3 separate regions of the Mus musculus genome follow, and all the other regions are linked to region 1. The links are chromatin loops, found by intact Hi-C in ENCODE. Cell type or tissue: heart. All regions are shown on one strand. Links, peaks and the distances in the headings refer to the core of each region. The heading gives the core; the rest is flanking DNA. Region 1 has its middle 14 kb from the start of 5730460C07Rik. Region 2 overlaps St6galnac3 (ST6 (alpha-N-acetyl-neuraminyl-2,3-beta-galactosyl-1,3)-N-acetylgalactosaminide alpha-2,6-sialyltransferase 3). Region 3 overlaps St6galnac3 (ST6 (alpha-N-acetyl-neuraminyl-2,3-beta-galactosyl-1,3)-N-acetylgalactosaminide alpha-2,6-sialyltransferase 3).

The links. A loop is a pair of places that touch in the nucleus more often than their neighbours do. Peaks named below come from ENCODE experiments on the same cell type or tissue, not always from the same donor. Only the 100,000 strongest peaks of a DNase experiment are listed, where the experiment ranks them.
Region 2: it touches region 1 in a loop (7-fold over the local background); 17 of 42 quality-filtered maps call a loop at or near these places.
Region 3: a loop joins it to region 1, with 4 times the contacts of the local background. A loop is called at or near these places in 8 of 42 quality-filtered maps.

What each region holds. Positions count from the first base shown.
Region 1 is chr3:153,802,019-153,810,561 of GRCm38, reverse strand. No RefSeq gene overlaps it. Among named protein-coding and RNA genes, the nearest start is that of 5730460C07Rik, 14 kb to the right of the region's middle. In heart, for the core only: a CTCF peak has its summit at 3,996 (motif pointing right); a DNase peak (open chromatin) is centred at 4,031; H3K27ac peaks cover 2,367 bases.
Region 2 is chr3:153,657,550-153,660,049 of GRCm38, reverse strand. The region is part of intron 1 of St6galnac3 (ST6 (alpha-N-acetyl-neuraminyl-2,3-beta-galactosyl-1,3)-N-acetylgalactosaminide alpha-2,6-sialyltransferase 3); the gene reads left to right. Among named protein-coding and RNA genes, the nearest start is that of Gm52633, 63 kb to the right of the region's middle. In heart, for the core only: a CTCF peak has its summit at 1,466 (motif pointing left); no DNase peak of the experiment used is centred there; H3K27ac peaks cover 1,091 bases; H3K27me3 peaks cover 295 bases.
Region 3 is chr3:153,674,074-153,676,573 of GRCm38, reverse strand. All of the region lies in intron 1 of St6galnac3 (ST6 (alpha-N-acetyl-neuraminyl-2,3-beta-galactosyl-1,3)-N-acetylgalactosaminide alpha-2,6-sialyltransferase 3), which reads left to right. Among named protein-coding and RNA genes, the nearest start is that of St6galnac3, 50 kb to the left of the region's middle. In heart, for the core only: a CTCF peak has its summit at 1,352 (motif pointing left); no DNase peak of the experiment used is centred there; H3K27ac peaks cover 444 bases.

The sequences.
Region 1 (8,543 bases), core at 2,752-5,251:
CCTGTATGTGTGTCTGTGTGTGTGTGCCTGTGTGTATACTTGTGTAGGTCTCCATGGGACCCAGAAAGAGGACATTAGATTCCCTGGAGATGATGTTACAGGCAGTTTGGTGTGGTGTGAGGAACTGAACTCCAGACCTTAGCAAGCACAGCTGGCTGTTGAGCCATCTCTCCAGCCTCCTTCTGGAACTTGTAATTAAACTCTTGAAGGACTGACTACTGAACATGTGTCCTCTTCAAAACTCTAGATTTCCTCGACATGGCCACATGCCAAAAAGCATACACAGCCTAAGCTATCATAAAACACTGGAGAACTTTGAAGCTAGCCTTACACTGATACCAAAACCCAACAAATATAAACAAAACAATAACTACACCTTCACATTATAATAAGCACAGATTTCCTCCAAATCCATATATCTTCCTCCAAACGCTAACAAGCCAGATACACAGCACACCAGAAAGACAATTCATCGTGATTGTGTGCTTCTGGCTGCCTTTCCCATATGTCTCGCTGGCCTTTGCTTTCTCTCGGGGCATTTCTCTTCTTTCATGCTTACATAGAGTTTTTAGAGATGAAATTACAGAAAGTAATAAAGAGAGTATCTGTGCCCCAGCCCCCGGTGTTGCCATGGTGAAAGCCACCTGTGTGCGACCCTGAGCTTTTCTTTTCCTGTTAAAGAAGTAACTGGCTTCCTGAACTGTAGAACTGTTATTCTCAGACAAGCTTTCACACAGATGTTAAGGCTGCTACTCTGTTTCTTTCTCTGAGCTTATGCTTGCATGACCTGCGGAGGCTCTGTTTACAAAAGCTGTCACTGGGAGATTGCTAATATTGCACCTTGTACAACCTGCAGGACAAGATGCCGACCATTGGTTGTTGGGCAAAACAAATCTTTGAAATCTTATGAACGGTGTTACACTGTAGCATGTATGTATGCATGTAACTTTTCTTGAGGGAAAATTATTTCAGAATTAGGAAGTGTACAATACGACACTTCACAGATGAGTCCAGATGTTGGTTTCCATGGTGATTCTAACTTCTACCCAGTTGACAATGATGTTTAACCATCACAGGTCTCAATCCTTACCTGGCTCCTGGCATGATAATAATTGCCCTAATTACTAAACGCCTACTTGTTCTGGGCACTGCTCTGGTGACATTATGTGACTCTCACTCTAAGTCTGCTCTGCTGCTATTGTCCTTATTCCAGAAAGGCGAGAGGAGTTGGGGAAAGTCAGTCAGGGATACACGGCCACTAAACGTCAGGCCAAGGCTTCCGGTAATCCCACAGAGCTTTCAGAACCACCAGGTCTTCCCATTTCAAGCGAGGGAATCGAGGAGTAACTTTTCCACTCCTGCCTGTTTCTGTGACTCCCTTCCCTCTCTTCCCAGACATTCGTTTTAGGGCTTCCTATGAGCGTTAGTGTAACCTCATGCCTATGACAACTTCTTTTTTTTTTTTTTTTTTTTTTTTAAAGATTTATTTATTTATTTATTTATTTATTATATGTAAAGTACATTGTAGCTGTCTTCAGACACTCCAGAAGAGGGGGTCAGATCTTGTTACGGATGGTTGTGAGCCACCATGTGGTTGCTGGGATTTGAACTCTGGACCTTTGGAAGAGCAGTCGGGTGCTCTAACCCACTGAGCCATCTCACCAGCCCCCTATGACAACTTCTTTGTACTCACTACACAGCAGCTGAACCTCGACATGTTCACAGTCCTATCCGGCTTCCATGGAGCACCCACAAACACGATCTAATTCACTCTAAAGCTGCTTTGGGAGCCCTCGTTATGTACATCCCTGCACTGAACTCCAACCTTCTCGATGGCGCAGATCGTAGGTGGAGAAATGTTCTTAGTAATCTCAAGAGTCTAAATTGAAAGTTAGACATGAGATAGAGGTGTCACGGCCCGCGCGTTTACCAGATGGAAACAATCAAACTTCCAGATGTGTCTTCAAGAGAGCAGAGGTTTGAGTCAGAGAACAGCTCCTGGAGACAAAGGCCACCACTTTGGGGGAGAGTCTTATTTCCTCGGTGTGTTTTCTTTCCTTGTGTTTGTGATTTGTCTCTGGCTCAAGAAAATTGTGCAGCTGTGGGCCGACTGGCTGGCGTGCTGCAGTACGGAGAGTGTGCACTGCTGTGGTTAGATGAGGTTGTTGGCCTTCAAACAAACTCAGATAGCTAATGTTTCGGGGGACAATGCAGCGGGTGGGCACAACTCTGCAACCCTGACTCTTACTGGGATCAGTTGGGTTTAGACGAGGCCTGGAGATCACACATTCACAAAAGAACCAAGCTTCCTCAGTGGCTCAGAGCAGCTCTGTTCCGAACAGGGGCTGTTCCTCACTCAGAACTGTCTCACCTGCCTGCTTTCTGGTCTTCTGCCTTTGTGTCCTTTGGCTAAGAAGATGACACTTTCTGTGAGCCAAACATCCTAAAATCTGCCTCCAGCTGCCACTTCCAGAGTATCGAGAGAGCATGGGAAGGAGATGCAGCCATCCTGAGTCATAAGTCATGCACATTATCTTAGGGTGTGGCTGGGTGGTACTGTGTGTGTTGTGCGGTGACGTTTGGGGACTGAGGCCACACAGGTACTTCTTCTTTTCTTTCTTTGTAAACAACTGTTAGCCACCAGCCAATTGAGTAGCAACCCAGGGGCAAGTAGAAAAATTTCTACTTCAACTCTGAAACATGTGAGCTTCCTTAGTCAGTGTTCTAGTGCTGCGAAGAGACACCAAGACAACAGCAACTCTTATGAAGGAAAACATTTCATCGGGGCTGGCTTACAGTTTCAGAGTTTCAGTCCATTATCATGATGGCAGGAAGTGTGACAGCCTGCAGGCAGACATGGTGCTGGAGAAGGACCTGAGAAGTCTATATCTTGACCATAGGCAGCAGGAGACTGACCTACTAGGTCTAGCACCTCAGACCTCAAAGCCCGCCTTCCCAGTGGTGCACTTCCTCTAACAAGGCTACACCTCCTAAAAGTGCGACTCTCTATGAGCCAAGTATTCTATGGGGGCCGTTCTTATTCAAACCACCAAACAAGCTGTGTGAGTTCGGGAAACTTACTTAACCTTTCTGAGCTCATTCCTAGTGTGAAGTTAATGTCTCCACAACAACTTAAACTCCTTGGCTTTCATGTGCCCCTCATGAGGTTTGAGTTAAACCATCGATGAAGGGAATAGACAGAATTACCTACCAACGCCTCTGCCATGGATCAACTGCTGATGAATGGTAAGGCAGAAACGATAAGATCACCTGACTTCCGCTCCTGTGCTTTGTACACAGGAACATTGTGTTTTCTACAATGGGCAGGGATGGTATCTCAGTCAGAGAAGTGCTGGCTCTAACAACAGGATGATCCACCCAGTGGCAATGACACACGCCTTTAGCAGCACTAGGGAGGCAGAGGCAGCCTGAGTTTGAGGCCAGCCTGGTCTACAGAGTGAGCTCCAAGACAGCCATGGCTACACAGAGAAACCCTGTCTTGATAATCCCAAACAAACCAAAACGAAAAGGCTATGGTGATATGACAAGCTTATAATCCTGGTGCTGCAGAGGTAGAGACAGACTGATCCCTGAGGCTCACGGGCAAGTCGGGCTAGCCTACTTAGCAAGGGCTAGACCAGTGAGGAGCCTTGTCTTCCTGTCATTAAAAAACAAACAACAAACAAAAAATAAACAAGGTGGGCAGCACTTAAAGAATAACAAAGGTTTTCCCCTGGTTTCCACATGCATGTGCATGTATGTGCACACACACACAGACATCCCCACGTACATAGGTCAGGTATGTTACATCACGGTCACTCATGGCAACCCACCTATCCCGTGTGGGCAAGAAGACACCTCTTCCTGGTTCCAGCCTTTTTGGTCCTGTCTAGTTCACTCCAGTCTGGGCATTTCCTCTGCCAGCATAAATAATACACCTGCATCTCCCTCATAGACTTCCAGCAGGATGCCCGCCTGTTGTGCTTGCTTTGTGTGGACAGCAGGTGGCGCCTGCTGTCAGATATGGAGAGCGAGTTGTCAAGGAAACCTGGCTCCGTGCCAGCTCAGCCTACCAGCATTCCTCCTCCAAGTATGCTAATCCAGACAGAGGGGCTGGGCCCGGGCATACTAACCTTCAGGAGTACTCCTTTCCCTCTTGTTTGTAAAACAAAAACAAAAACAATCCAAAAAACCCTCAAAAACCAACCAAGCAAAATGTGTGTGGGATGTGTGTGAACACACGTGCATGCAAGCACAGCACAACACGTCAGAGAATGCATGTGGGGGTCAGGGCAGGTTTGAGGAGTCAGTTCTCACCTTCTACCTTGTTTGAGGTGGGGTCTTTCTTTGATGCTGTGCACCATACTCCAGCCTACTTGACCTTCAAGTTTCAGGCAACTCGCCGTGTCTCCGTGTCTCCGTGTTTTATCTTGTGGTAGAAGGGCCAAATTACAGACATGCTCCACTGCGCTGTCCATTTTTACCTGAGTTCTGGGAATTGAATTCAGACCTTCAGGTTTGTGGGACAAGCACTTTTACACACCGAGCCACCTTGCCTGCCTAGGAATTTTGTTAAACAAACAAACAAACAAACAAATAAACAAACAGAATATCGATATATAAAAAATATCAGTCCATTTCTGTTTGAAGTAGAAATCTAAGGAGATCCTACGGTTACTCTTCACGTGTTGAAATGACAGAATACCCATGGAAGGAGTTACAGAGACAAAGTGTGGAGTAGAAACTGAAGAAATGACCATTCAGAGACTGCCCCACCTGGGGACCCATCCCATATACAACCACTAAACCCAGACACTATTATGGATGCCAACAAGAGCTTGCTGACAGGAGCCTGATATAGCTGTCTCCTGAGAGGCTCTGCCAGTGCCTGACAAATACAGAGGCGGATGCTCACAGCCATCCATTGGACGGAGCACAGGGTCCCCAATGAAGAAGCCAGAGAAAAGACCCAAGGAGCTGAAGGGGTTTGCAGTCCCATAGAAGGAATAACAATATGAACCAACCAGATCCTCCAGAGTGCCCAGGGACTAAACCACCAACCATGGTGAGACTCATGGCTCCAGCTACGTATGTAGCAGAAGATGTCCTAGTCGGTCATCAATGGGAGGAGAGGCCCTTGGTCCTATGAAGGTTCTATGCCCCAGTATAGGAGAATGCCAGGGCCAGGAATCGGAGTGGGTGAGTTGGTGAGCAAGGGGAGAGGGAAGGGATAGGGGGTTTTTGGAGGGAAAACCAGGATTGAAATGTAAATAAAGAAAATATCCAATAAAAAAGAAAAGTAAACCTCAAAAATCAAATACATTCAAAAATACATAATAAATTAAAATTGTTATTAGAGTTTAAAAAAAAATGAAGAAGAAGGAAATGACTTTCCGAACTAGCTGGGAACCATGTTATCTCTTCCCATTAGCACGCAGCATTCTTTATGTGTGGGTAGACTCCAGCATCATCCAATGGAAGAGGCAGAAGAATAACTCATCCTGGGGAGGACTTTAAAGCTATATTTTGTTTTGACCTCAGATGATACTTAACCAAGTTTGAGTGCTATATTTAAATTCAAATGACTTTTAATGGATTTTAAAAATAAAAACCACACACACTCAAAAGTTCAGAGATGTATTTCAAGCTACAGATATTGCTATGCTGCAACCCTCAAAGAGAATTATTTAGAAATTTCTGAGCTATCTCTAGCAGAGGTGTGGTTACAGAGCCTCCCCGTGTAGCTGGGCAGAAACATCTTCTAGAAACTCCAGCATATACAGGGCTGACATTTTTGTTGAAAAGTTCATTCTGCTATTCTGACCATGCCCCATATACGATTTCTTCCTCACCAGGCCATGGCTTAATAAGCAACTGATTCTCTCCACAGTTGTAAGACAAGTTGTGAACCAAGGGAGGAAGGCTAGAGGGACAACGTGGCTCCTGATAGAGGGGTTTCTGAATATTTTCCATTTGTAATATCTTATTTTCTCAAAATTAATTGTTGTATAATCCAAGACTCACTTCGAAATCTTGATTTATAGCTACTTTCCCTGCAGAAAACAGAATCTGATATCAGACTGCCCAGAGATCTTTGAGTGAGTTAATTTTCTCTAATTTAGACCATGGTTCTGAGATGGAGATTGGGAACATGAGACATGGAGAGACCCAGAGAAAGGCTGGCGGGATAGAGATGCAGGAGTGTCTAGAGTGGGCTGGATATACTTGGGAGTGAGGGATGGGGTTCAAAGCTCAAAAGAGAAAACTGGAGAGTAACTCCACTCTTCTGTTTATCCTATTTATACGTGCATGGACGTAACGATATAGTCAGACTGTGTGTCTGTGGTGTGTGCGCACATGCGTGAAAATAGATATCATACGTATTATCTTTGACTTAATGTAATGACCCAACTGACTTCATTCTTTTAAGTAGTCTATCTTCTGAGTCTCTCTCAAATCTATGTCTGTTGTCAGAGCCAGGGAATGCATGTTCTCCTTCACTGATACCACTCAGTCAGGATCTTTAAAAAAAATTTTTTTTATGGTTTCAATTCCATTATAGTTTTTAAATTTTTATTTATTTCTTATATGTGTGTGGGTGTTTTGTTTGCATGTATGCAGTGCCCACAGAGGCCAGAAAGCACCAGATCCCTTGGGACTGGTATTGCAGATCAATATAAGCCTCCATATGGGTGCTAGAAATCAAAGCTGGGTCTTCTAGAAGTGCTGCCAGTGCTCTTACCACGAAGCCATTGCTCCAACCCCTTTCAGCTAGGATCTTAGAGTCAGTGACTTTGACTTGCTATGAAATCAGTTTATACAGCAATGCTCTTTTTGGTCTCTTACCTCTGTTTTGAGCCATGAAGCCAGAGGCCTCTAACAAGATTTTCCTTGGAGCTATTTCCATGAGGAGCATCAGGATAGTTTTATCAAAAATTAAAACACAATTTTCTCAGGTTATTCAAACAGCATTTGATTTTATGCATCTTTAAGGATGTTTGTCTCAATCCTTTTATAAAGAATCAGTTTTGAATTGGGTCTTTCAGGACAGAAGGTGACGTTGACAGAGGAGTAAGATTCAGGGAAAGGCCAGCTTCTGCATATGGTGGCCTCCCAGCCTGTCTGTGTCCCCACAATGGCAAAGCAAGATGAAGTCTAGTCTTGCCAAGTCCTTGCTGTCTGTTCCACCCACATGGAACACAGCTCTGTGATTTTGCTGCCATAGAAGAGCCCTCAATAAACTGATATTTATTAACAAGGAAAGCCATACACCATTTTTGCAGGTTCCCCAGCTAAGTACACTCATTCTAGAGTACAGAACCTAGACCAGACTCAATCTGCAACAGATCTTAAGTCACATCAGCACCAAAGAAAAATTTCAGTCGGAAAATGATGCTAAGTGGTCTGTGTTTGACTTCCGTTTAGAATCCCCTGTGTCCCCAAAATGCCTGGAACTTCTTATTTATTGAATCTTATTTTGCATGTTTTGAAATATTGGTCCAGAAAATTCAGCTCTGTCTCAATAAACAAAAGATTTCATACACTTTATGCATTTACACATTAAAATATTTTGGGACTGTGGAGGTGGTTCATTGGATAAAATGCTTACTTTGAAAGTATGGTGCCTTGAGGCTAGATCCCTGGTGTCCAGGTAAAAATGAGGCATGACAGTGCGTGTCTTTATCTCCAGTGCTCAGGGTGGGAGGCACCGAGGGCCAGCCAGTCTCCCCAACTCTGAGAGCACCAGCTTCAGTGACAGAGCAGTCTCAACAATGTCAGGTGGAGAATGACGAAGAAGCTTCTCAAAGTTAACCTTTGGCCTCCACATGCGCACACATGTGACCACACACACACATATGTGCACACTCATATATAGAGAGATACACATGCCATGTTGCATTTTAATTATCGCATATAGAGAGAGTTGGGATTCTTTAAGCAAATCCAGGTGACCATCTCATCTATTTTAAACTGGCAAAGCTGCTTGCTTTTCCACGTGGACACCACAACACATTGTGTAGCCGGTGGTGATGCGGTCGGCAGCAGTGCCTGAGGTGGGTGTCGGAAGGATAACAGGACCTGTCCTGTCTAATGCTGTAAGGGAATTATTGTTCTAACAGGTTTTACGCTTTCCAGCTTAGTTAGCTATTCTGAAGTCAGCATACGAAAAGTTCATGGTACACCTGCAAATGATTGTAGGAAATGGAATCCAGATCACAAAGGTGATCACAGCTGCCAACTTAGACACTAGAGGGATATGCTTTATTCTCTGTAAAACTCCCACAACATATTGGCTATTTCACTTAACCCTGGCATCACTGGGTTAGGAAGATGGCACCATAGTGCTGTGGGGTTTCCCTAATTCTCCACATCTCACAGGGAACATTAAAATGGTTATTTTAGTGATTATAACTCTTATTAAAGTTATATACAATTATATAGTTATATGTAGTTACTGTACACATCAGGGATTGCCCTACGTATTTCCATGCATCAATTGTTTTAAAGCTTACTTATGTGCATGAACATTTTGCCTGCATATA
Region 2 (2,500 bases), core at 1-2,500, 150 kb after region 1:
CACCCCTCACCCGTCACCATCTCCCTCTGCCCATCAGAGTCCAACTCTCTAAGAAGCCGTTCTCCCTGGAAGCCTCCTCTAATCGCGACCTCCCCGTGGCTGCTGTTTGTACCAACTTTCACAGTAAGTGCATTCTGTGGTGAGGTTTCTTTTCAGCTGAAAGGGATAATGGAAGATTCCTGTTCGCCTCTTCGCTCACCATGGAGCCTGCTCAGAAAACTACAGCAAACAGAACAGACCCAGCATGTTCTTTCAGCCAGCCAGCTTGGCGGGCGTCTCAGGCTGACAGTGGACTGAGTGGACTGTGCTGAGGCCTCTGTTCCACTTCTTCACGAGCCTTGTGGCGGGGCCTCCTATACTCCAGGGGCTGTTGCTGGGATTTTTATTTCTCTGAAGTTTGTTTCCTTTTCTAAGTACAGTTCTTTGGTAACAAAGGTCCATCACATTAGTAATATGCTCTGGGGATGAATTCCGCCCCGTATGTTCGCAAGGTAAGCATCGTCCTGACTGGGCTAGCCCTTCTTGCCCTGCCTGATCTGCATCCTCTCTGTTCTCCACTTGTCACCTGTGGCTACCTAGGCTGTAGCAGGCAGGCTTGTGCAAGTGTCGTCCACATATTATAACTGACCCGGTCATAGGGAGCTCCAGGACTTGTCTGGTGTGCTGAGTGACATTTGCTGAGGGACACAGCAAGAGGCTAAAGAACAAGGGTCTGTCTGCGGGCTGGAGCTAGCCTGAGATGCTTGCTCTCACGAGTGAGGTGCTGCATGGTGAAAGGGTGACCTACCCGTGCAGCTACAGTGGCAGGACAGTGTGGCACACTGCATTTGGGCTGGGTTGTCTCAGGTCTGACAGCTCCACTGATCCAACGCTTTCTTACAGACTCCCTTTAAGAGCCTCTTTGTGGTTCCTGTCAGGATGGCTCCATCAGTCACCAGCCTGGTGAGCTGCTTTTATGCCCAGTTTCTGGTGTGAAAGCCATGATTCTTTCAAGTTAGCCTCAACGTTCCTCTTTAACCTTTCCCACTCTGTTCCAGCTTACATTCCCCCCTTAATGGTGTTAGGCAAGGCCGACGGCAGACATCAGGCTCCCCACTCTTACCTGTGAGCAGGGCTGGCCATGAGGTTTCTTCATCCTCAGCCTGGGTTGGGTCTTCTTCCCTAATTGCTTTCTGCCGTCTTCCCAGGCACACCTGCCTTAGTGTATCCCTAAGGTGTTAGCCTGTTTACTCTCTTCCACATCCATGGCGTGGTGGATGTAGTGGGGACTGCTGTCAGCTTCCATTGTACAGCCACAGTGGCCTTGCCCTCTGTTCAGTGTATGCGTTGGCAGGGCACTGAGACCTTCCCTTAGGTGTGAATTTGCGTATCTGTAGACTGCATTCACTCGCAACGTGAGTCTCACTTCTGAGTTATCTGGAGGATGTTAATGAAGGGTTTCAGGTGCAGAGGTACGTGTGGTGGCCTCTAGTGGTGGCTGCTCGGTGCAGCAGGTTGGGGGCCAGTAGCTGTGTGGTTGTTTGAGACAGCCCGTGACACATATAGAGCGAGTCTTTCCACCTCAGCCGATGCTCACAGGCACGCCCAGAAGTGTGTTTCCTAGGCGGCTTCAGAGACGCCCCAGCTCTCCGCTTACACCGGACAGAGGATGCCAGGCTCCGTGTTCCTGTGAATTTGGCTTCTTTTTACCAGAGATAATCGAAGTTGGTCGAGCAGTTGTTCCCTTAGCACCACTGTCAGGGAGCACTGACATTTCAGGTCCGTGGACTGTGAAAGCGCAGGTTCAAAGGCCTGCGTCAGCCACCTTGGACTTGGCCTGCTTTCTCATGACATTAGCCTTTGGCCCTTTCTAAGAGAGAAGTGGCACTAGTGGTCCCTAGCACACAGAGCAGGTGACAGAGTAGTGTCACTTTTCATCGCTGAGAGCCACCAGGAATCAGCCAGAGCTTCAGAGCCGTATTAAAATGAGGCTTTCCCCCTAAGGTTGCTTTGGGGTCAGCTCTGGACAGAAATGAACTAGTTCTTGTGTTACAGAGTGGATTGCTAGAAAGCCATGCTGTCTCTATTTCAATCTGGATTTCTTCCAAAGGATTCTAGTTCAAGAGCCTGCTGTGGGCGATAGTACCAGAAAACTGTATAGAGAGGAGTGGGACAGAAGACCAGAGAGGGTGTGTTCCGGACCAGCAATCCTTGCAGCAGCAGACCCTGCTGAGGATTGGAACTCCACTCTGTCCAGGCAGGTGGAAGCCTCTGGGTTATCCTGCCTTGTGGGTGCAGGCTTCACCAGCCTAGAGCCTCTGAGATGGGCAGAGGCACCCACATAACAGAAACTGAGGACATTAGAGTGGAACACTCAGCCCTCTGCCACATTCCTGAGGCCATGAGCTATGAGGGCCCTAGACAGGTGATCCGTGAGGCCAGTGAGACCAGACCTCAGAAGGGAAGCTGGTGCCTCACCACTGGTCAGTTGCTGAGCTGAGGTGACAAGTCAGACCTCCTG
Region 3 (2,500 bases), core at 1-2,500, 130 kb after region 1:
CTGCTTCTACCTCACCGGCATCAGGATCAACGTTTCCTTTATTTATTCTCGTGCTTTCTCAGGGTCAGGTTTCTAACAATTTAGATGTTCTCCAAAGAGTAAAAGAACGTGACTTCTCACACAGCAGTAAGAGGCTCAGAAGCTGGTGAAGGGAGGAAGCCAACATTACCTGGACTTCTGCTGATGGCTGGAGGGCAGGGTGACCCTCGGTGGGCATTGGCCCTCATCTCCTCCTTCCTCCTGGGAACAGCTTTATTGCTGGGGAGTCAGAGACAGGTGGGAAGTCCAGTTAGCGTCCTTGGAAAGCCATGCCCTGTTCTGTCAAGGTGACTAAAGATTTTGAGCAGTTCTGGATGGAGACATGGACCAGGCTGGATCGTGGCGTGTCTCCATGGTGAGCTGCTCCACCTGACCTTGCCTGGTGCTCCACCTGACCTTCCCCGATGCTGCAGCACGTCCCTCAGTGAGGCCCTGCTGGGCCTACCACCTACTGTGCCCTGCCAAGCTGTATTGACTCTTTCCCCCGCCCCCCATCTGATTTCCATTTCAAAGAAGGTGCCATTTGCTGTATTGTTAAGCACAGACCACAGTCAGCCTGCTTCCCTAACTTTCTTTTTCCTTTTGTGATGGTGGGGGCGGGGCGAGGAGGTGGGGGTGCATTTGGAAGAAGTGCACACCATAGGGGTGTGTGTGTGTGTGTGTGTGTGTGTGTGTGATGAAAACACCTTGTAAGAAATTTTCAGAAAAATTCATTAAAAAAATATATTTTAAAGGTTCCTCAATTGTCCTTCTGGATTTGTAATTCTATTTCCCTGCCTTGAAGAGAGCACTTGTTCACTATTTAAAAAAAAAGTAAATTTAAAAAAAATAAACGAAGATAAACATTCCATTAATAGTTTCTATTATTGGTTACTTGAATATCTTACATGTATGGATTAAATGAGATATATCAAAGTTAATTTTACGTGTTTCCCTTTTACTTCTTGTTAAAGCTGTTACTGTTACTAGACAATTAAAAGCCACACATGTGGCTTGAGTGACATTTCTCTGGGGCAGCTCCTCTCTGAGCTTATTTCAGCGGGAGCAGTCAAGTCCTGTGCCTGCCGGATTCCGTATGTGCAACGAAAGGGCCAAGAAATCAATTCCCTGGCTCCTTTGCTTCAGGGATGGCAATCAGGTGCTCGCCAGGTGTCAGCACGGTGCAGACTGCCCGCCAGTGGCATCTGGTTGGCTGTTGGCCTCCGTTCTCTGGCATCTGGTTGGCTGTTGGCCTCTGTTCTCTGGCATCTGGTTGGCTGTTGGTCTCCGTTCTCTGGGACTCCTTGGCGTGCCCCTCACAGCGCCCCCTGCTGGAAGTGACAGTGGTCCTCACAGTGCTGACCCTTCCACCCTGCTCAGCTTTGAGACTCCGCTTCTTATTGAATCACTTTCAGTTGGCAGCGTGAAGTCTTGTGGTCCATCTGGAAAGAGTCATAAAGTCCCCTTGACATGTTATTTTAGTGCCTAGAGTACACTGAGATCGGAGCGGGTGTTACAGAGAGGGCGTTTCCCATCAGTGGACAGCGCACCCTTATGTAGATGGCTTCTGAGCCTTTTCTGCTAACTGCTTCTGCCATCCTCTGAGCCCTATGCACCTGGGTGGTGGTGTGCGTTTCTCTGCCTTGTCTTTAATACTGATAATGACATCTTCCTGAGGAGTCTTTACCACTTGTGGCGCGGCCAGATTTCCTTTGGTGCTCACCGCACCAGCTCCCGCTTTTATCCTGCGCCTCTGTGTTAGGATCTCGTTTAGATGGACAAGTCAGTTGAGTGGGGGCCCTGTGGAAAGCTTCGTTCAGTTTGTGTAAATCTTCCTCCTGCTGGTGGATACAGCGGCTCCCCTCGGATTTGGTCTGGAAATCTAACTGGATGTGCAAGATAATACAGACCTTCGACCACTACCACCACAGCCTCCCTCACATAGGAAAGGGCCTCATTGCTTTGCTTTGAGATATGTTTTTTTTTAGAAGTCTATCTCGAGAGTCTTGCTGATAAGTTACTTCTAGTCTTTCAAGAGAAACTAAAGCAGAGAAGTCTGTTTTCTCAGTCATCCCCTTCCTCCCCATGTGCTCCTCCTTAGTTCCCTTCCGTCTCTTCCCGCCTCTTCCTCTTCGTTCTCTTCCTCTTGGGTGTATATCTACCTTGGGCCCTGTTTCAACTGGAATGAATGACTAATCACAAAACTTGCCAAGTAATTACCTTAATGGAAAGGTCTTTCTCCTTCTCCTGCCTCCCGCACCGTGATTCCTATAAGTAAATAGCTTCGTTATAAAGTACACCCCCAGTCTTGTGAGAGCCCTTTGTACATAGAAGCTTCCTTATAAATGTGTCTCTGAGGAACAGCATGTAATGGGGACAAGTGGGGACCTTGGGTCAGGACCTGGGTCAGACCTCAGTCATCACTGCTGTGACACAGTGCCTGGCAACAGGATGGTGGAGAAGGAAGGGGGGTTGGGTCATG